Linked DNA regions of Homo sapiens: all the other regions are linked to region 1. A link is an interaction called in ENCODE POLR2A ChIA-PET data of the cell type or tissue named here. Cell type or tissue: HepG2. All regions are shown on one strand. Links, peaks and the distances in the headings refer to the core of each region. The heading gives the core; the rest is flanking DNA.

The links. ChIA-PET counts read pairs that join two places held together with the same protein. Peaks named below come from ENCODE experiments on the same cell type or tissue, not always from the same donor. Only the 100,000 strongest peaks of a DNase experiment are listed, where the experiment ranks them.
Region 2: POLR2A ChIA-PET joins it to region 1 with 13 read pairs; 16 of 35 experiments call an interaction of 5 or more read pairs at or near these places.
Region 3: POLR2A ChIA-PET joins it to region 1 with 5 read pairs; 14 of 35 experiments call an interaction of 5 or more read pairs at or near these places.

The regions. Positions count from the first base shown.
Region 1 is chr16:68,075,767-68,082,920 of GRCh38, forward strand. It overlaps DUS2 (dihydrouridine synthase 2), which reads left to right. Exons shown (of 17, transcript NM_017803.5): 15 at 866-953; 16 at 2,679-2,752; 17 at 2,983-3,554. The coding sequence ends at 3,220. Among named protein-coding and RNA genes, the nearest start is that of NFATC3, 6.0 kb to the right of the region's middle. In HepG2, for the core only: no CTCF peak of the experiment used is centred there; DNase peaks (open chromatin) are centred at 4,155 and 4,405; H3K4me3 peaks cover 948 bases.
Region 2 is chr16:68,253,630-68,260,783 of GRCh38, forward strand. PLA2G15 (phospholipase A2 group XV) reads left to right here. Exons shown (of 6, transcript NM_012320.4): 3 at 1,290-1,408; 4 at 1,653-1,751; 5 at 2,137-2,361; 6 at 5,517-7,154. The coding sequence ends at 6,028. Among named protein-coding and RNA genes, the nearest start is that of SLC7A6, 7.3 kb to the right of the region's middle. In HepG2, for the core only: no CTCF peak of the experiment used is centred there; a DNase peak (open chromatin) is centred at 4,512.
Region 3 is chr16:67,984,083-67,991,236 of GRCh38, forward strand. It overlaps DPEP2 (dipeptidase 2), which reads right to left. Exons shown (of 11, transcript NM_022355.4): 6 at 7,033-7,102; 7 at 6,739-6,915; 8 at 5,965-6,049; 9 at 5,241-5,316; 10 at 3,770-3,905; 11 at 3,312-3,678. The coding sequence ends at 3,424. Among named protein-coding and RNA genes, the nearest start is that of DPEP3, 7.2 kb to the left of the region's middle. RefSeq lists silencers at 622-721, 844-1,138 and enhancers at 5,965-6,014, 6,055-6,114. In HepG2, for the core only: a CTCF peak has its summit at 3,683; a DNase peak (open chromatin) is centred at 3,619; H3K4me3 peaks cover 976 bases; H3K27me3 peaks cover 318 bases.

The DNA of each region.
Region 1 (7,154 bases), core at 1,838-5,837:
GTCTCCTGTTCCTGAAAGTCTGTGCTTTTCCAAGGCCCTGAGGAACTGGCTCCTGGCATGAAGCTCCTCAAACAACAGCAGGACCCTAGCCCTCATTTGGCTCTGCAGCCCCTACCCACACCCAGTGCCCCTCACCAGCTCTGTGGTGCTCTCTCAAGCTGCTTACGCCTCAGATTGTGACTCAGCTTTGAATGGTGCCCTCCTCTGGGATCTGAGCCTTTCTCCAGTCCCCAGGACCAGACAGGAGCCAGTCTTGTCTGGCAGAGGTGTGGAGAGGGGGAGCAGGGTGGTGGGGAATAGCTGTTGGGCAGTCAGATGCCAGGGAGAGTTCCAGTTGGGAAGTTGGAATATGACCCCTCCCACCCTGTCACTGTGTCACCCTGTCACAGGCTGACTCTGAAACCAGATTCCAAGTGTCCATGGCTGCAGCAGATGATCATGACACTTGGCAGGCGGAATCAGGATGGGCGCTGAGCTAGATCCCCGAGACCATTGTCTGGCTACCTCCATTGCCCACCTCCACCCACTCCCTACTAATCTTGTCTTGAGTGGCAAGCTTCCTTCTTGGATGTTGAACATTGTTTTTCCAGTCTGGACCTCAGAGTACTGGGAGTTCATTCCCCCTTCCCTTACAATTTCTTGAGCATGCCAAAATTCATCTTCCCTTTAGGGAGAACCCAGGTCCAAGCTGCTGGTAGGACAAGAATGGGAGCCTAGGGGAGCAAGTACAGAAGCCTTAAGGCAGCAGCTCGGTGTCTCAGTTCCTCTCATTTCTGCAGCTCCTTTCAGGAGCTGAGTAGTGCCCTGGCTGAGGGAGGGAGCGGTGATGGTGGGTGACCCCAACTGCTTCCCTTCCTTTCCCCAGGAGAGCATACCCAGCCCAGATCACCCCTAAGATGTGCCTACTAGAGTGGTGCCGGAGGGAGAAGTTGGCACAGCCTGTGTATGAAACGGTGAGTTCCTGGCTGTGGCCTGCCCTGCAGCCAGTCACAGCACTCCCATGGCTTACACCCTCAACTCTAGATTGCCAGGCTGGAGCCTGGCCTTGACCTCTGTAGGCATGGAGAAGCTGCTGGTGGCCAGGTCAGTTGCTGATAGCCCTCCCCTCTTACAGTGGCCTGTTGTCCAGTTCAGCCAGACATCTCTCTTTTTTTTTTTTTTGAAACAGAGTCTAATTTTTATTTTTTATTTTTTAGAAATGTGGTCTCAGCCGGGCACGGTGGCTCATGCCTGTAATCCCACAACTTTGGGAGGCCGAGGCAGGTGGAACACGAGGTCAGGAGTTCAAGACCAGCCTGGCTAAGATGGTGAAACCCCGTTTTCCTAAAAATACAAAAATTAGCTGGACATGGTGGTGGGCGCCTGTAATCCCAGCTACTTGGGAGGCTGAGGCAGAGAACTGCTTAAACCTGGAGGCAGAGGTTGCAGTTAGCTGAGATCATGCCACTGCACTCCAGCCTGTCTCAAAATAAATAAATAAATAAATAAATGGGGTCTTGCTTTGTTGTCCAGGCAGGCTGGTCTCAAACTCCTGTGCTCAAGTGGTCCTCCTTCCTCAGCCTCCCAAAGTGCTGGGATTATAGGTCATGAGCCTTTTTTAAAAATTTTATTTAATTATTTAATTATTTATTTATTTTTTGAGACGGAGTCTCGCTCTGTTGCCTAGGCTGCAGTGCAGTGGCATGATCTTGGCTCACTGCAACCTCCGCCTCCAGGTTCAAGTGATTCTCCTGTGTCAGCCTCCTGAGTAGCTGGGATTACAGGTGGGTACCACCACACCTGGCTAACTTTTTTGTATTTTCAGTAGGGATGGGGTTTCACCATCTTCACCAGGCTGGTCTCGAACTCCTGACCTCAGATGATCCCCCGACCTCGGCCTCCCAAAGTGCTAGGATTACAGGCGTGAGCCACCGCACTTGGCCCAGACATGTTTTTGGATCAAGCCTCAGCCAATGGGGCACAGAATTGAGCCCCAGATGTGGTGCCCCTGGGGTGGAAACCATGAGATAGGCTTGCTTCACTTCCTTTGGTCCTTGCAGCCATGCCTTCCTTAGGCTGCTCTGCCTCATCTGGACTGGTCTTCTGGCCTCAAGGCTTATACCTTCTGGGGGTTGTGTCTGTGTCCCCACTCCCCCCCACCCCCACCACAGTGACTTTTCCAGAACAAATCTAACTTCTGTCTCCTCAAGTCAGCAGCTCCCCAGTATCTGAAGGATCAAGCCAGCACCTCAGCATAGAGCCTGAGACCCTTCCATGTGCCTCGCTCCTTCCAGTTTCATCCCTGCAGCCCTTTGCTCCAGCCAAGTCACCTGGTCCCTCTGCCACGTGTGCCTTCTCTGCTCCTAGCTTGTCCCTTCTCACCCTTTTGGCATCTGGTGACTCCTCATTTTGGGGACCTGGCCTATCCAGATGTCAGCAGGAGGCTCCATAGTCATGTGCAGCTAAGGGCTCTGCTGCGCTTTGCTTAGGTCTGTGACAGCTCCAGACACTTGAGGTCATTGTGTATTTGTGCCTTTCTCCACTGGGCACTTTTGCTTGGGAGGAGCATGTGATACAGGCAGCCTTCATTTGACTTAGGTTGGAAACACTTCCTTTTATCTGCCTTTGATTTGACCCCAGCAGTTTGGCCTACAGGGCTCATTTCTCTGGCCATGTGATTCCTTTTCTCTTTGTATCAGGTTCAACGCCCTCTAGATCGCCTGTTCTCCTCTATTGTCACCGTTGCTGAACAAAAGTATCAGTCTACCTTGTGGTAAGTTTCCTTATCATAGGAGAGGAGGCTTGGGGTGGGGCGGAGAGTGGGCATTCTGCCCACACATCCAGCATTGTCCTAGGAGGGTTGGGTAGATGGTATATGTGGGCAGTGGCATCCCTGGATGGTGACCCCTTACTCAGTCTTGTCAGAATCTGCCAAGGATGTGTAGAGTCAGGCCTCATAGCCCTGCACCCTGCCCCTCACCTTATTGCCCTCTGTCTGCTCAGGGACAAGTCCAAGAAACTGGCGGAGCAGGCTGCAGCCATCGTCTGTCTGCGGAGCCAGGGCCTCCCTGAGGGTCGGCTGGGTGAGGAGAGCCCTTCCTTGCACAAGCGAAAGAGGGAGGCTCCTGACCAAGACCCTGGGGGCCCCAGAGCTCAGGAGCTAGCACAACCTGGGGATCTGTGCAAGAAGCCCTTTGTGGCCTTGGGAAGTGGTGAAGAAAGCCCCCTGGAAGGCTGGTGACTACTCTTCCTGCCTTAGTCACCCCTCCATGGGCCTGGTGCTAAGGTGGCTGTGGATGCCACAGCATGAACCAGATGCCGTTGAACAGTTTGCTGGTCTTGCCTGGCAGAAGTTAGATGTCCTGGCAGGGGCCATCAGCCTAGAGCATGGACCAGGGGCCGCCCAGGGGTGGATCCTGGCCCCTTTGGTGGATCTGAGTGACAGGGTCAAGTTCTCTTTGAAAACAGGAGCTTTTCAGGTGGTAACTCCCCAACCTGACATTGGTACTGTGCAATAAAGACACCCCCTACCCTCACCCACGGCTGGCTGCTTCAGCCTTGGGCATCTTCATAAATGGGCTTGTGTCCTGGCATGATTCTACTCCCACCCTCTGTGCAGAGCTTGAGCTTTCCAAAGTGGATCTCCTGCCCATCTCTGTGGGTCTGGTAGAGGTGGGGAATGGGGTATCACTGGACTTGGGCCAAGTTAGGAAGGCCCAAGAAGCCCATTCTACTGATGGTACACCTGACACACTGGGCATCAATTGTATGTCCTGATGAGAGGTGATATGGAATCTGGAAGAAAGACTAGGGTAACTGGTGCTGCAGTAAGGGACTAGTCCAGTGGGGTGGGGAGTGTTGGTCTGATCCCCAGAGTCTCCAAGCCTGACAGCTGCCTGGAGTCTCAGACCTGATGAGGTGCCTGCTTTGGACAGTGGGGCACTGGAGGCGGCTGATGACAGCAATTTGGGGCCCTTATGTTTGGCAGATCACACCACACAGTCCCTCCCGTCCCCCGCCTTCCTCATCCCACTTGGGGCGGAAGGAAGTGGCAGATTCTCTTTAATTTCCTCCTGGCAGTGAGAAGCAAACAAACGGCTACCGCATCTCATGGGGCCTCCCCCGCTTACTGGGAGGGGCGTTCTGACCAAAGGTCCCTGCCCTGTCCTGCCCCCGCTTCCTCAGCTGTAAACATGCTGCTTCTCCTCCCTTTTTCCAGGCTCCATTGGGGAGTGGGGAGGGGAGGAGTCCCCTCTGGGTCAAAGCTGTATTTCCCACATCTCCCCTGTGTCAGAGCTTTACTGTTTTGTGGCAACTTTAACACAGGGTCAGGCACCTGTGCCAGCCAGCAGCCTCTGGCCCTGCTGGCCTCTGAGTCTAGGGTTTGGTGGGTGAGGCCTCTGTCTCAGTTCCAGCACCGCCCCCCTCCCCCCTGCCACCCACGCTTGCTTTTCTGTGTGCAGATAAGGATACCGCACTACCCACTGCCTCCCAGAGCTCATTGCTGTTTGACCTTGGGCAACTCACTTCTAGTCCTCTCTGTCCTGAGGGCCCTCCTCTTAGAGGGGATCCGCTGTCCTCTGCCTGTGTGAGGCTGGCTGGAGGACAGTAGGCTGGCCCTTTGATAGGACTCTGCATGGTTAATGGGGTCATTCCATGCCAGGCTGCCCTAACTGACTTCCCAGACCAGTGCTCCCCGAGAAAGGGCTCCACTCAGGAGAAAGACTGAGGCTTGGTCCAGTCTCAGCCACCAAGCTTTAGGCACAATTTATTTCTGATTTTTCTTCTTTTTTTTTTTCATAGAGATAGAGTCTTGCTATGTTGGCCAGGTTGATCTTGAATGCTTGGCCTCAAGCAGTCCTCCCGCCTCACCCTCCCAAAGTGCTGGGATTACAGGCATGAGCTACTGCGCCTGGCCTATTTCTGATTTTTCGTACTAAAAACAATCTCAATCAAAATGCCTCCTTTGGCTGGGTATGGTGGCTCACACCTGTAATCCCAGCACTTTGGGAGGCCGAGGTGGGTAGATCACTTGAGCTTGGGAGTTCAAGACCAGCCTGCTGGGCAATGTGCCAAAACCCTGTCTACAAAAAAATATAAAAATTAGCCAGGTGTGGCCGGGTGCGGTGCCTTACGCCTGTAATCCCAGCACTTTGGGAGGCCGAGATGGGCGGATCACGAGGTCAGGAGATCAAGACCATCCTGGCTAACATGGTGAAACCCTGTCTCTACTAAAATTACAAAAAATTAGCTGGGCCTGTTGGCGGGCACCTGTAATCCCAGCTACTTGGGAGACTGAGGCAGGAGAATGGCATGAACCCGGGAGGCGGAGCTTGCAGTGAGCCAAGATCATGCCACTGCACTCCAGCCTGGGCGACAAAGTGAGACTCTGTCTCGAAAAAAAAAAAAAATTAGCCGGGTGTGGTGGCACGTGCCTATAGTCCTAGCTACTCAGGAGGCTGAGGTGGGTGGATCACTTGAGCCCAGGAGGTTGAAGCTGCAGTGAGCCATGATGGCACTACTGTGTTTCAGCCTGGGCAACAGAGCAAGACCCTGTCTCAAAAAAACAACAACAAAAAACAAAAATGCCCCCTTTGCCTTTTCTTATACTCCAACTGGAACTGGTCAGACAGAGGCTGCAGTGCTGCCCGCCCCCACCAAGTCACTGAGTCCTAAGACCTACCTCCCCAGTGGAACTGGGCTTTGATCTCAGGCCACTTCTCCCACCAGTATGGTTTCCCTGGGGGAAGCCCCTCCTCTGGCAGGGTCAGGTTCATTTCTGGGCTCTGGGGAAGGAGAGGCAGGGATTCAGGTCTGCTATTAAGATAGAGGCTGTAATGTGGGGGCTTTGAGGGCCCTGGGAAGCACTGGGGAGAGAATCCTTTACAGGGGAGGAAGGTGGGGTGGGTCTACTATATATTCTGTGACTGAGGATGTCTGGCAGAGATCCTGGTTGGATATGTTAATCCTCAAATGATCTCACTTTAGCATACCTCAGTGTTGCCTTTCCTGGTCTCAAAGTGACCTGCCCAAGGATGGGACTGACTGGGGGGTGGAGGGGGACAGTCAGGCCTGAAAGCTCTGCCCATTGTTCTCACCATGTCCACCTTAAACTGGGCCACTTAGACTCCCAAACCTCTCCCTGGGCTAGTAGCCACAACACTTATCCATCCATTCCAGCCAGCCTGATTGAGGATTTCCCCTTAGATCATCACATTTGGGGGACAAATGGTTTTGATATGAGCATGAGAGGAAGGGATGAGTAAGGCTGGAGAGGGTGGCAGGTCTCTCAAAGGCCACAGCAAGAAGACTGGGCTGTGTGCAAAGAATCTCTTCCACCCTCAGTTCTGGATACTTGGGTCCTTCCAGTTTACTCTGCTCAGAACTCTTCCATGGGTCTCTTAAGTCTGCTCTCTGGACCAAGTCCAAACTCCTCAGCCTGGCATTTGAGGACAAAGTGCTGACCCTGTCTTCTCAGCACCCTGTGCTGACTTCAGCAACTAACTTTCTGAGATTGTAGTTGGCTGGTCTTATCCTCTCCTCCCAGATTGGGAGCTGCTCAAGGGCAGTCCTTGTGTCCCCTGTGGCTACCTTGGCATGGGTCTGGGGAGCAGGCACAGAAGAATCAAACCAGAGCTTGGGATGAGGGGGATGTTTGGCATGGAGAGGAAGAACTTTTCTAAACTCTGAATTTCCTCAGAGGCTCCTGTTTTGCCTAATGGGGAACAAGGGACTGGGGCAGGCTAAACTGTACCATCCCATGGCTCAGAGGGCACTGAAGAACTTCAACAATGGGTGCTTGGGAACAGTCCTGTGGCAGCTGATGATAATGATGGCTTTCCCTAATTCCCAGTCTTGGGTGGCATTCATACAGGAGAGAGTGGTTGTACAGTGACCCACATAGCCCTTGTCCACCCTGGGGTTCCACCTACTGCACTGGTCCTGTGGGCCTCCTGGTTTCACAGGGCTCTCAGAGGGCTGAAGGTGGGTCCAGATGACCTGCAGGAGCTTTGGAACTGCCTGAAGAAGAGCTCATGGGGGTACATACTGGCCCTAGCTGGGGCAAAGGGCTGAAAGAGTATGTACATATCGGTGTATGTGTGTGGTCAGGCCCCTTCACAGGCTGCAGAGTTCCCAGCCGTTGCTGACTTTCTTACACACATGGTGACTCTCTT
Region 2 (7,154 bases), core at 2,099-6,098, 180 kb after region 1:
CTTCCAAAGTGCTGAGATTATAGGCGTGAGCCCCTGTGCCTGGCCTAGTGTGTTTTGTTTTGTTTTTTTTTTTTTTTTGAGACAGGGTCTTACTTTGCTGCCCAGGCTGGTGTGCAGTGGCATGATCACGGCTCACTGCAGCCTCAATATCCCAGGTGCAAGTCATCCTCCTGCCTCAGCCTTCCAAGTAGCTGGGACCACAGGCCTGCACCACCATGCCTGGCTAATTTTTTATTTTTAGTAGCAACAAGGCCTCACTGTATTGCCCAGGCTGGCCTTGAACTCCTGGCCTCAAGCATTCCTCCCACCTTGGCCTTGCAAATTGTTGGAACTACAGGTGTCAGCCACTGCACCCGGCCCCTGTCTGGTTCTGTTGTGTACTGCACTCACCACCTCCTTCACCTGGGATACGTTGGGCTGGCAGGAGCTGGATGCAAGGAGATGGAGCGATGGAAAGCTGAAAGAGGGTAGACTGCCTCTTGGGGTCCAGTGTGAAGTTCACGGCAGAATCAGGACTGGTACTTCCTTCTCCCAACCAGGTCCAAGACCCTCATTCTAGAGTAGGGTCACGGGGGAGAGGGGAATGTTGCTTTGACAGGGGTCCTGGGGTCAGTATTTGGAGTAAGTATGCCTTGGTGGGGTCCTCATTTGGATGTAATTACTCTGATCTGTGCTTTTTATTTTTATTTATTTATTTATTTATTTATTTATTTATTTATTTATTTTTTTGAGACAGAGTCTTGCTCTGTCGCCCAGGCTGGAGTGCAGTGGTGTGATCTCAGCTCACTACAACCTCCGTGTCACAGGTTCAAGCGATTCTCCTGCCTCAGCCTCCTGAGTAGCTGGGATTACAGTCGCCTCCCACGACACCCGGCTGATTTTGTATCTTTAGTAGAGATGGGGTTTCGCCATGTTTGTCAGGCTGGTCTCAAACTCCTCACTCAGGTGACCTGCCAGCCTCAGCCTCCCAAAGTGCTGGGATTAACAGGCGTGAGCCACTGCACCTGGGCAATTTTTGTATTTTTAGTAGAGACAGGGTTTCACCATATTGGCCAGGCTGGTTTCAAACTCCTGACCTCAAGTGATCCTCCCACCTCAGCCTCCCTAAGTGCTGGGATTACAGGTGATCTGTGCTTTATCAACCTGCTTTGTTACTTTTCGGTCTCTCCTATCCATCTGACCAAACCTGGGCATGAGAAGGGAGTATGACTCAGGACATGATGCACTGTTGGGACACACCAAGCTCAGTGTCCCCTCCGGGTCACTGGCTCAATATCCTCTCACAACAGGCTGGTTTACAACAAAACATCCAGGGCCACCCAGTTTCCTGATGGTGTGGATGTACGTGTCCCTGGCTTTGGGAAGACCTTCTCACTGGAGTTCCTGGACCCCAGCAAAAGCAGCGTGGGTATGTAGCCCTTACTCAAGGCCTCCGGGAGCTGGGATGGGGTTTCTGCCGGACTGGAGCTGGAGCTGGAGGAACTCTGCTGGTTTGTAGGGACAGCCTGTGAGCTGTCTCTGATCAGCGTGGGCACAGAGCCCTGTAGCATTCTTCCAAGGACCTGCTAGCTGTCACAGTCTCCATGCTGGGCATAGTGTAGGTGGCCGGCACTAGCTGTATCTTTTCTTATCCTCTGTATTTCTGTCTACAGGTTCCTATTTCCACACCATGGTGGAGAGCCTTGTGGGCTGGGGCTACACACGGGGTGAGGATGTCCGAGGGGCTCCCTATGACTGGCGCCGAGCCCCAAGTAAGCAGGCACTCTCATTCCCTCCCTGACGTCTCGGGAGGTAGGGGTGAGGTGATCATGGGCACCACAGACCTTGGGCTCTCCCCTTGTCCTTGGCTGTCTCCTGTCCCTGGGCCTCTGGCATCCAGTCTAGTGGTCACAGCCACCACCTTTGGTCAGTCTTATCCTGTCCTCCATTTCCCACCCTGGGACCTCTGGGCCTGTGAGCCCTGGGGAGAAATATAAGGCTTCCTCCCTTCATGGAAGGCGGGGGGACCCAGACCGCTCTGTTTGAATGTGAGCACCCTCCCCTCCCCCTCTCGTCTTGTGTCTGGCCTGAGAAAAGCTCAGTGGTTCCGGCTCCAGGACCCTTCCCACCTGACCCCTGCCTGGCTCTGGCCTGCAGATGAAAACGGGCCCTACTTCCTGGCCCTCCGCGAGATGATCGAGGAGATGTACCAGCTGTATGGGGGCCCCGTGGTGCTGGTTGCCCACAGTATGGGCAACATGTACACGCTCTACTTTCTGCAGCGGCAGCCGCAGGCCTGGAAGGACAAGTATATCCGGGCCTTCGTGTCACTGGGTGCGCCCTGGGGGGGCGTGGCCAAGACCCTGCGCGTCCTGGCTTCAGGTAAGACCCTACCTGGCCCAGCGTGGGGGGCTGTTGCCAGGAATTCTGCCCTCTCTTCCCTTCCTAAGTGTCCTCCTGGGCCAGCATGCCTCGTGTCTGTCCCACGGTGTGTGGGGTCTATGCAAATCTACCCCTAAAAGTCCAAAGAAGAAAGAGGCTGACAAATCTAGTTTCTCAGAGAAAAGCATTTAATAGGGACATACGAATAGAAGCCACATCTGTGTCTCAGGTGGGGGCAAGACAAGATGGTGGATCCCCACACTATTAGCCCCCAGACCCAGAGCTTATATTCTGTAGGGAAAGGGCGACTCCGATGCGATGTGTTGAACATTGAAGGATGATAACACAGAGGCTGTTTTGATTTATGGTTAAGTACGTGCACAAGAAACAGTAGATAAAGTGGAAATCTCAGTGGCCTTCCTGGATCTGGGGTTAATCAGAAGCCAACATGGTGGATTAGTATCCAAAATGGAGTTGCTTTGGTCTCCACAATGACTATTCTCTTGGGTCAGCCCTGTTTTTTTTTTAATTTTTATTTTTTGAGACAGAGTCTGGTTCTGTCACCCAGACTGGAATGCAGTGGTGCAATCTTGTCTCACTGCAACCTCTGCCTCCCGGGTTCAAGCGATTCTGCCTCAGCCTCCTGAGTAGCTGGGATTACAGGTGCCCGCCACCATGCCTGGCTAAGTTTTGTGTTTTAGTAGAGATGAGGTTTCATCATGTTGGCCAGGCTGGTCTTGAACTCCTGACCTCAGATGTTCCACTCGCTTCGGCCTCCCAAAGTGCTGGGATTACAAGTGTGAGCCACTGTGCCTGGCCATCCCTCCCTCTTACCCCATCCTTACTTCTTCATCCCCACCTTCACCGCAGAGGAGGAAGGCTAGAGCATTTTTTTTTTTTTTTTGGAGGCAGGGTCTTTCTCACTCTGCCATCCAGGTTGGAGTGCAGTAGCGTGATTTTGGTTCATGCAACCTCCACCTTCCAGGTTCAAGTGATTCTCCTGCCTCAGCCTCCCGGGTAACTGGGACTACAGGCGCGTACCACCACACCCGGCTAATTTTTGTATTTTTAGTAGAGACTGGGTTTCACTATGTTGGCCGGGCTAGTCTCTAACTCCTGACCTCAAGTCAGGAGGATCTGCCTGCCTCAGCCTCCCAAAGTGCTGGGATTACAAGCATGAACCACCGCACCCGGCCAGATTTTTTTGTATTTTTAGTAGAGATGGGGTTTCACCATTTTGGTCAGGCTGGTCTTGAACTCCTGACCTCAAATGATCTGCCCACCTTGACCTCCCAAAGTTCTGGGATTACAAGGATGAGCCACTGCACCTGGCCTCTAGACTACAGTTTTTTATTTATGAGTTGCGCCTCCATCTGTGGGCAGCACGGAGCCTCTGTAGGCAACACAGGGAGGAAGCAGGTGCAGATCTGGCTGGGCCTGCTTGCCTGGCAATTGGGAAAGCCACCCCTTTTATGGCTCCTCCCCCGTCTTTTCATGACTGTTGCAGCTCACCAGCTGCAGCTGTAGAGTAGAGCTTCTTCCTCTAGAAGGGAGCTTTCCTCCCTCTGCTAGGACTTGGGGGAGGCTTATGGACCCTCACTTTGGGAGCTATGAGCCAGGGCTGTGCCAAGCATCTCATGAGCTCAAGTGCCTGCCACTGCTTGACCTGCTTGGTCTACTGGCATTGTGATTGGGTCAGGCCCAGTGACTCTGAGTTGGCTGGAAGACACTCAGATTTAGTGAGGACTCATTATAGCCACCACTTCGGTCTAGCCTGGGCCTGGAGGGACGGATGTGGGCATACCCTGAGTTTAGACAGGTAGCCCCGGCCCCTTTCAGAGTTTCTCTGTGAGTCCCCTTAGAGCTTTGTTTCAAAGGCTGGGAAGCTGTTCTGTCCTGCCTTGGCAGTCCAGGACTGGGTGTGTGGTGCGGGGAGGTGGAAGTCCGTGCACCCCTAGGGGCTTTCCTTGCCTCAGGGGTCCCCCAGCCAGGCCACAGCAGGCAGAGCTGAGGCCCTACAGTCAGTCTGAGAGGCCTCCCTGCTTTCAGATACAGGGTGGGGTGATGGGTGACCATGGATCCTGAACAGGCCAGAGGCCCCTGTTCCCAAGTTGCAGCTTTTACTTCCTGGAGGCCTCCCTGACTGCCGGGTGTTTGTGTTGTTCACATTCCTGTGTATAGGGACTCCGCCTCCATCTGCAGCCTCCCCTCGTGCCCTGTCTCCAGCACGCCTGGCTGCCCAGGTCAGCGCACATGCAAGTGGGTGGAATGAGGCCACGGCTGGCTGAACGCTGGTCTGAGCTTAGGAAAAGAAAAACTGGTACACAGTTCAGTGTCATAAAAGGGAAAGCAGAACATGTCATCTCCGAGTTGCCAACCTGCTGACTCACTTTAGACTAGGTCAGTGCCCACAGGCCTGATCAGCACTTGGAGGATGGTAGAGTTTACAGGCAAGGAAGCATCATAAATCACCCTGTGGGTATGTGCCGCCTTACTCCCTGGTGAGGAAAGCAAAAAAAACAAAACATAGCTTGGATGTGTGGTTCCCAGATGTAGCAAAAATAAAGAGAAACAATAAAAGCCAAGGCAAGCAAACTGGGCAACATAGCAAGACCCCATCTGTATAAAAAGTGGAAACATTTTTAGCCCAGGCGTGGTGGGACGTGCTTGTAGTTCCAGCTATGCAGGAGGCTGACATAGGAGGATCACTTGAACCCAGGAGGTGGAGGTTGTAGTGAGCCAAGACTGTACCACTGCACTCCAGCCTGGGTGACAGAATGAGACCCTACTTCAAAAAAAAAAAAAAGGAAAAATTTGCCAGGCATGAGGCATGGTGGCGCATACCTGTAGTCCCAGCTACTCCAAAGGCTGAGGCGGGAGGATTGGTTGAGCCTGAGAGGTTGAGGCTGCTGTGAGCCGTGATCATGCCATTATACTCCAGCCTGGGCAACAGAGTGAGACCCTGTCTCAAAAAGAAAAAAAAAGAGCCAAGGCAGGGATGGGAGTCACAGTGATTACAATGATGATAACCGGGTAGAGATGCGGGACTGTGGACTGGGCCCCTGGCTGGGGTCTGGCAGGGGCCTGGTGGTGAACATGCTGCCCAACCAGCTGGCATTCCTAAGCACAGACTGACCAGAGCCTTCTCCCTGCAGGAGACAACAACCGGATCCCAGTCATCGGGCCCCTGAAGATCCGGGAGCAGCAGCGGTCAGCTGTCTCCACCAGCTGGCTGCTGCCCTACAACTACACATGGTCACCTGAGAAGGTGTTCGTGCAGACACCCACAATCAACTACACACTGCGGGACTACCGCAAGTTCTTCCAGGACATCGGCTTTGAAGATGGCTGGCTCATGCGGCAGGACACAGAAGGGCTGGTGGAAGCCACGATGCCACCTGGCGTGCAGCTGCACTGCCTCTATGGTACTGGCGTCCCCACACCAGACTCCTTCTACTATGAGAGCTTCCCTGACCGTGACCCTAAAATCTGCTTTGGTGACGGCGATGGTACTGTGAACTTGAAGAGTGCCCTGCAGTGCCAGGCCTGGCAGAGCCGCCAGGAGCACCAAGTGTTGCTGCAGGAGCTGCCAGGCAGCGAGCACATCGAGATGCTGGCCAACGCCACCACCCTGGCCTATCTGAAACGTGTGCTCCTTGGGCCCTGACTCCTGTGCCACAGGACTCCTGTGGCTCGGCCGTGGACCTGCTGTTGGCCTCTGGGGCTGTCATGGCCCACGCGTTTTGCAAAGTTTGTGACTCACCATTCAAGGCCCCGAGTCTTGGACTGTGAAGCATCTGCCATGGGGAAGTGCTGTTTGTTATCCTTTCTCTGTGGCAGTGAAGAAGGAAGAAATGAGAGTCTAGACTCAAGGGACACTGGATGGCAAGAATGCTGCTGATGGTGGAACTGCTGTGACCTTAGGACTGGCTCCACAGGGTGGACTGGCTGGGCCCTGGTCCCAGTCCCTGCCTGGGGCCATGTGTCCCCCCTATTCCTGTGGGCTTTTCATACTTGCCTACTGGGCCCTGGCCCCGCAGCCTTCCTATGAGGGATGTTACTGGGCTGTGGTCCTGTACCCAGAGGTCCCAGGGATCGGCTCCTGGCCCCTCGGGTGACCCTTCCCACACACCAGCCACAGATAGGCCTGCCACTGGTCATGGGTAGCTAGAGCTGCTGGCTTCCCTGTGGCTTAGCTGGTGGCCAGCCTGACTGGCTTCCTGGGCGAGCCTAGTAGCTCCTGCAGGCAGGGGCAGTTTGTTGCGTTCTTCGTGGTTCCCAGGCCCTGGGACATCTCACTCCACTCCTACCTCCCTTACCACCAGGAGCATTCAAGCTCTGGATTGGGCAGCAGATGTGCCCCCAGTCCCGCAGGCTGTGTTCCAGGGGCCCTGATTTCCTCGGATGTGCTATTGGCCCCAGGACTGAAGCTGCCTCCCTTCACCCTGGGACTGTGGTTCCAAGGATGAGAGCAGGGGTTGGAGCCATGGCCTTCTGGGAACCTATGGAGAAAGGGAATCCAAGGAAGCAGCCAAGGCTGCTCGCAGCTTCCCTGAGCTGCACCTCTTGCTAACCCCACCATCACACTGCCACCCTGCCCTAGGGTCTCACTAGTACCAAGTGGGTCAGCACAGGGCTGAGGATGGGGCTCCTATCCACCCTGGCCAGCACCCAGCTTAGTGCTGGGACTAGCCCAGAAACTTGAATGGGACCCTGAGAGAGCCAGGGGTCCCCTGAGGCCCCCCTAGGGGCTTTCTGTCTGCCCCAGGGTGCTCCATGGATCTCCCTGTGGC
Region 3 (7,154 bases), core at 1,620-5,619, 92 kb before region 1:
CTCTACTAAAAATACAAAAATTAGCTGGGCAGGGTGGTGTGTGCCTGTAATCCCAGCTACTGAAGAGGCTGAGGCAGGAGAATCACTTGAACCTCGGAGGCGGAGGTTGCAGTGAGCCGAGTGCATTGCACTCCAGCCTGGGCAACAGAGCAAGACTCCGTCTCAAAACAAACAAAAACTGCATCTGGGTCAGCGCAGTGGCTCATGTCTGTAATCCCAGCACTTTGGGAAGCCAAGGCAAGCAGATTGCTTGAGTCCAGGAGTTTGAGACCAGCCTAGGCAACATGGTGAAATCCTGTCTTTACTAAAAATACAAAGTATTAGCCAGGCGTGGTGGTGCGCACCGGAGGTCCCAGCTACTCCAGAGGCTGAGGTAGGAGAATCACTTGAGGCCAGGAAGTTGAGGCTGCAGTGAGCTGAGATCGTGTCACTGCACTCCAGCCTGGGCAATGGGAGTGAGACCCTGTCAAAAAAAAAAAAAAAACAACGCTGGGGATGGTGGCTCACGCCTGTATTCCCAGCACTTTGGGAGGCCAAGTTGGGTGGATCGCCCGAGGTCAGGAGTTCGAGAGCAGCCTGGCCAACATAGTGAAACCCCGTCTGTACTAAAAATACAAAAAAAATTAGCTGGTCCTGGTGGCAGGTGCCTGTAATCCCAGCTACTCGGGAGGCTGAGGCAGGAGAATCACTTGAACCTGGGAGGCAGAGGTTCTAGTGAGCTGAGATCGCGCCACTGCACTCCAGCCTGGGCAACAAGAGGAAATTCCGTCTCAAAACAAAACAAAAAAAACCCTGAATCTGGGTAGCATCTGAACTTCCTGGGCCAGTTGCTGCTGAGAAAGGCCAATGACACAGACCGAATCTAAATTATCTTCCCTCTGCGTCTGTGTCTGTCTCTTGTTTTTCCACCTGGGCTCCCTGATAAGTGGGCATCCCCTTCTGGGCACCTCAAGAAGGGCCTTGGCCTCTGGCGACCACTTCCCCTTGTTGGTTGCTGTCTGCTCCTCCTCATGCCTGGGGGTTAATGGCCAAGTGTGACCCAGCTGCTTCTAGCTTTGGTTCTCTCAGGAAGGGCAGAGAAAGGTCATGTTTATTTTGGTCTCCCATAAATCTCCCCGGCCTGCCCAGAAGGTCTTTATTTAAGTGACTTGGAACAACATGAAGAATGGCAACTTTGCTAATAGTTTAAGAAAAGTGCAGAAGCATTGCATGTGCACCTGTTTCCTATATTATTATTATTATTATTATTATTATTATTATCATTATTATTTTAGCTTAGTTTTGTTTTGTTGTTTTTGGGTTTGTTTTGTTTTGTGTTTTTTTTTTGTTTTGTGTGCTACTCTGTCACCCAGGCTGGAGTGCAGTGGCGTGATCTCGGCTCACTGCAACCTTTGCTTCCTGGGTTCAAGTGATTTTCCTGCCTCAGTCTCCCAAGTAGCTGGGACCACAGGCGCGTGACACCACAGCCGGCTAATGTTTTGCGTCTTTAGTAGAGATGGGGTTTCACCGTGCTAGCCAGGATGGTCTCGATCTTCTGACCTTGTGATCCGCCCGCCTCGGCCTCCCAAAGTGCTGGGATTACAGGTGTGAACCACCGCTCTCAGCCTATTATTTTAAATTGTTTTGCTGGGCATAGTGGCACACGCCTGTAATCCCAGCACTTTGGGAGGGCAAGGTGGGTGGATCACTTGAGTCTGGCAGTTTGAGACCAGCCTGGGCAACATGGTGAAACCTCGTATCTACAAAAAATACAAAAATTAGCTGGACATGGTGGTGCGCGCCTATGGTCCCAGCTACTCAGGAAACAGAGTGGGGAGGATCACTTGAGCCCAGGGGGTTGAGGCTGCAGTGAGGCATGATTGTGCCACTGCACTCCAGCGGTGACAGAGACCCTGTCTCAGGAAAAATAAAAAAAGTATTATTTTAATGGGCAGCCCCCAGAACTGGAAGAGGTTCAGAGGACTCCCTATTTCCTACATTAGACATGTGAAAAGGACAGGGCATGAAGTTACAATTAATTTTTTAAATGTTATCAAAATAATACATAAGCACAGTTTAAAATGTTTGCTTATGGTTGGCTAGGTAAATCAAAGTTACCCTACTCCATCTGGGCACAGTGGCTTACTCCTGTAATCCTAGCACTTTGGGAGGCCAAGGTGGGAGGATTGCTTTAGTCCAGGAGTTCGAGACCAGCCTGGGCAACATAGGGAGATCCCTGTCTCTATAAAAAAATTTAAAAATCCTCCTTCTAAGTGAAGTAATGAAAAAAAGAAAGCTGGCCGGATGCAGTGGCTCTAGCTTGTAATCCCAACACTTTGGGAGCCCGAGGCAGGTGGATCACAAGGTCAGGAGTTCGAGACCAGCCTGGCCAATATGGTGAAACTCCTTCTCTACTGAAAAAAGAAAAATCAGCTGGGCATGGTGGTGCATGCCTGTAGTCCCAGCTGTTCAGGACGCTGAGGCTGGAGAATCGCTTGAAATCGGGAGGCTGAGGTTGCAGTGAGCCGAGATCACGCCACTGCATTCCCGCCTGGGCGACGGAGCAAGACTCCATCTCAAAAAACAAAAAGCCAGGCCCGGTGGCTCACACCTATAATCCCCCAGCACTTTGGGAGGCCGAGGCTGGTGAATCACCTGAGGTCAGGAGTTCGAGAGCAGCCTTACCAACAAGGTGAAACCCCATCTCTACTAAAAATACAAAAATTAGCTGGGCATGGTGGCGGGCGCCTCTAGTCCCAGCTGCTCGGGAGGCTGAGACAGGAGAATTGCTTGAACCCGGGAGGCAGAGCTTGCAGTGAGCCGAGATTGTGCCACTGCACTCCAGCCTGGGTGACAGACCAAGACTCTGTCTCGAAGAAAAAAAAAATCCAGAAAGCTAAAATAAAAATAAATTAGCTGAGTGTGGTGGTGCACGCCTATAGTCCCAGCTACTTGAGAGGCTGAAGCAGAAGCTTCATTTGAGCCCAAGAGTTCAAAGCTGCAGTGAGCTATGATTGCGCCACTGTACTCCAGCCTGGGTGACAAAGTGAGACTCTGCCTCAAAAGTAAATAAATAAATAAATAAATAAATAAATAAATAAATAAAAAGAGATGAGCTACTCAGAGGGAACACGGAATAGGGTCCACCTCCTGCCACCGGATCCACCACTGTTTTCATCCAGTGCTGAGCCCAATCACCTGGGTCACCTCGGGCTCCTGTCAACAGTCTTTCCTTAAACAACTGGTGGCTGAAATGAAGGATCCCCCACCAACCACCAGCACTGGGAGACGATGCCACCAGTCCCCATTGCAGAGAAGGAAACTCAGGTCTGTTTCTATGTCCAAAACATTTATTTCAGGAAATATTTGTGCCTGCACAACAGGGGAACTTTGTGGGGTGTCTGTGGCTTGCTACAGTGACATCTGGCAGGACTAACTGGGTCATCAGAGCCACAGAATAAGGACTGGGAAGGTGGCCACAACTGCAAGGACTGGGGCCATGTGGGGGGAGGACTCTGAGACTGACCACTTGGCTGGTAACTTGGCTGTCCAGTGTATGGGAATCTCAGTGAGTTCCTGGCCTGAAGTCAGACTCTGTCTCTGACGCAGACGTGAGAGGTCGGAGTGGCAGGAACTGCTCAGCTGCTCATCCGGGAACTTGTCCTCCAAGGGGCTTTGCCATTTGTTTTCTTCCTGTACCTAGAGGTGGCAGTCGGTGCTCAGCTTCCACAGCTCTCCTTGATACACTTGCTCAGACCCCTCGGCTACTCTCTTGCCCAGCCCAGAGTACCTTTTCCACTTGTCTGAAGACCCGCAGCAGGTTTCCACGAAGGACACCCTGAAGCTCTTCCTCACTCCAGCCACGACTCAGCAACTCCTCTATCAGGACCGGGTATGTGGACACGTCTTCCAGCCCCTGAGGGAATCTGTGTGGCCACCAGCTAGTGGGTTTCAGACCTGATTCCCTGATCATGACTCAGAACCACAGTCCAGGGTCTATGAAACCCCAGCCCTGGTCAGGTATGGGAAGTGGAGACTTGGAGAGAGTAGGTAATTCTCCTCTGCTCTTTATCCTTCAGAAGGAGGCCTCAAAACCTCCTTGAATATTTATCAAAACTTATTGAATCATACTATTAAGATCTATGCCTTTTACTGAATGCAAATGATCCCCCCTACCAACCAGAGTTAAAAAGAAGAAAATGGCCAGGTATGGTGGCTCACACCTGTAATCCCAGCACTTTGGGAGGCCAAGGTGGGCGGATCACTTGAGGTCAGGAGTTTGAGACCAGCCTGGCCAACATGGTGAAACCCAATCTCTACTAAAAAGACAAAAAAGAAAGAAAGAAAGAAAGGAAAGAAAGGAAAGAAAGAAAGAAAGAAAGGAAAAATAAATTAGCTGGGCATCATGGCGCACACCTGTAATCCCAGCTACTTGGGAAGCTGAGGCAGGAGAATCGCTGGAACTCAGGAAGCAGAGGTTGCAGTGAGCCGAGATTGTGCCACTGCACTCCAGGCTGGGCAACAGAGTGAGCCTCTGTCTCAAAAAAAAAAAAAAGAAAAGAAAAAAAGAAGAAAAGGCCCAGTGAGGTGGCTTAGGCCTGTAATCCCACACTTTAGGAGGCCAAGGCAGGAGAATCACTTGAGTCCAGGAGTTCAAGACCAGCCTGGGCAACACGAGACCCCATCTCTGCCAAAAATAAAATTATCTGGGCATGATGACACATGCCTGTAGCCCCAGCTACTTGCAGGCTGAGATGGCAGGATTGCTTGAGCCCAGAAAGTCAAGGCTGCAGTGAGCCAAGATTGCGCCACTGCACCCCAGTCTGGCCAACAGAGCAAGACCCTGAGAAGAAGAAGAAGAAGAAAAGGAAGAAAGAAGGAGGAGGAGGAGACAAAGAAGAAGGAGGACGAGGAAGAAAAGGAGAAGGAGAAGGAGAGGAAGAGCTTCTTCAGAAAACAGTGGTTGCAAACACAGCCACTGTGCACAGGGCTCACACCAGACCTTGCTGATGGTCTGCTCAGGGAGAGTGAGTCTCCTGGGCTTGGGGGTACGTGCAGTGCTGGGCAGATGAGCTCTGTCTGGTGGTTTGGCCAAGTATAATGTCCTAGAGTGGGGTCACTGGGATGAAGACAAACAGGAGAGCCCAGAGAACTGATCCCGGGAGTGTGGTCAAGGCCTAAAGGACGTGATGGCTATGGTGACCGTGAAGGCCCCACTGCTGTACAGCTAGCCCAAGACAAGCCACAGGGAAGGCACTCACTTGCCGGCCCCATCATAATCTCCACCAATCCCGATGAACTTGGATCCAATGACAGCCTTGATGTGGTCGAAGTGATCTGGGGAGGGGGAAGGTGGACAGTCAGCTGCGTAGGGCTTCCAGGGCAGGGGTGCCACTGGGGCTGGATGGCACTGAGTCTCCTTCTTGCAGCCTGTGGGCCAGGCAGGCTAATTCCTTTATGGCCTGCCACATAGCTTGGCAACCTGAGAACCCTGAGGTTTGACCTGAATGGATTCAGCTGGTTCTGGCCTGGATTTCAGGTTTGGAGTGGATCCACAGAGCCACTTGTCTGGGCCATTTCCCACCTAGGATTAAACCTGCCTCTAGTCTCTTTGAGAACCTGGTAGGAACTCTTTTCTATGGTTGTGGGAGATGACGGAGGGACAAAGAGTACAACTGACAAAGACCCCAGAGACCTAAGGGGCCTTCCCCTTCTAGTCTCTTGGCCAGAGGCCGAGGAAGGGTGCTTTGGGGATCCCCTGCAGAGGCGCAGATAGTTAGCACTCAGGTTCTATGTGTGGCTTCCTCCCTTATACCCATCAGGACCGCAGCACTGACTCTGTGGCTGCAGCTCCATGTGACCAATGTGCTGTGTACTGTCCATCACTGCATTTTTTTCAGTGAAACCACTGGGACAGTCCTGGGGCCCTCCCAAGTCTTCAGGTGCAAATCAGAACTGTTCAGAGAGCCCGGGAGAGGGAGTTACCTGCCACAGTGGACACATTGGCTGATGGGTTGCACTGTATTACTCCCATGGACAAAGACACCATCACGACGCCACCGTTCTTCTTCTGCAGGGGCGGGCAAGTGGACACTTAGCCTGGCCCCTCAGCAAACTGCATTCCTGCCCTGCCACCCTCTGGATCCCTGGAGAGGGTGTTCAGCTCTGACTTCAGGAGTCAGCAGAAACTTCACCTCTCTGGTTTTGTATGAAGGGAGGAGTCTAGGCCCTGGTCTGGCATAGGTGTCTTGGCACTTGCTTTGAGGAGTAGAGGAATATACATATTTACCATCTAGAACCCCCGACTCCTGGATGTGGACTGTGGGGTTGTGGGGCAAAAGATGTTCAGCCTGAAGTTGGAAGAAGTGGAGGGAGCAGGGCCTCAGGTTTGAGGGCTCCTGTTTTTTGTTTTTGTTTTCCATGGCAGGGTCCTACTCTGTCACCCAGGCTGGAGTGCTGTGGCGTGATCTTGGCTCACTGCAACCTCCGCCTCCCAGGTTCCAGAGATTCTCCTGCCTCAGCCTCCCAAGTAGCTGGGATTACAGGAATATGCCATCACACCCGGCTAATTTTTGTATTTTTAGTAGAGACGGGGTTTCCCCATGTTGGCCAGGCTGGTCTTGAACTCCTGACCTCAAGTGATCAGCCCACCTCAGCCTCCCAAAGTGCTGGGATTACAGGTGTGAGCCACCATGCCTGGCCGAAGGGCTCCTGGTTTGAACCTCTTGCTTTAGGTTCCTGGGCTGGGCAGTTTCTCACCAGAAGCTGCAGGATGTCATCAGGAACATTCCGAGCACTGTTGCACACACCCCGGGCAGCCGAGTGGGAGAAGATCACAGGTGCCTGTGACACTTCCAGGGCCCGCCGTGCCACAGCATCTGAGACATGGGATAAGTCTACCATCATGCCCAGGCGGTTCATTTCTGCCACCACCTTCTGCAGGGACATGTTGGGAGAAGGGTATCAGGGGTGCACATGTGTATACATTTATTTGTAAGAAACAGCTGGGGTGTGCACATTTGTTTGGGGTGGAGTGTGAACCAGGGTCCTCACCTCACCAAAGTCAGTCAGCCCGCTGATGTTGTTGTAGAAGGAGTGGACGCCCTTAGCGGAGCTCTCTGCCCTGCAGGGTGGCCAGGAAGCAGTCTGACTGGTAGCTGTTCCTCGGCCTCAAG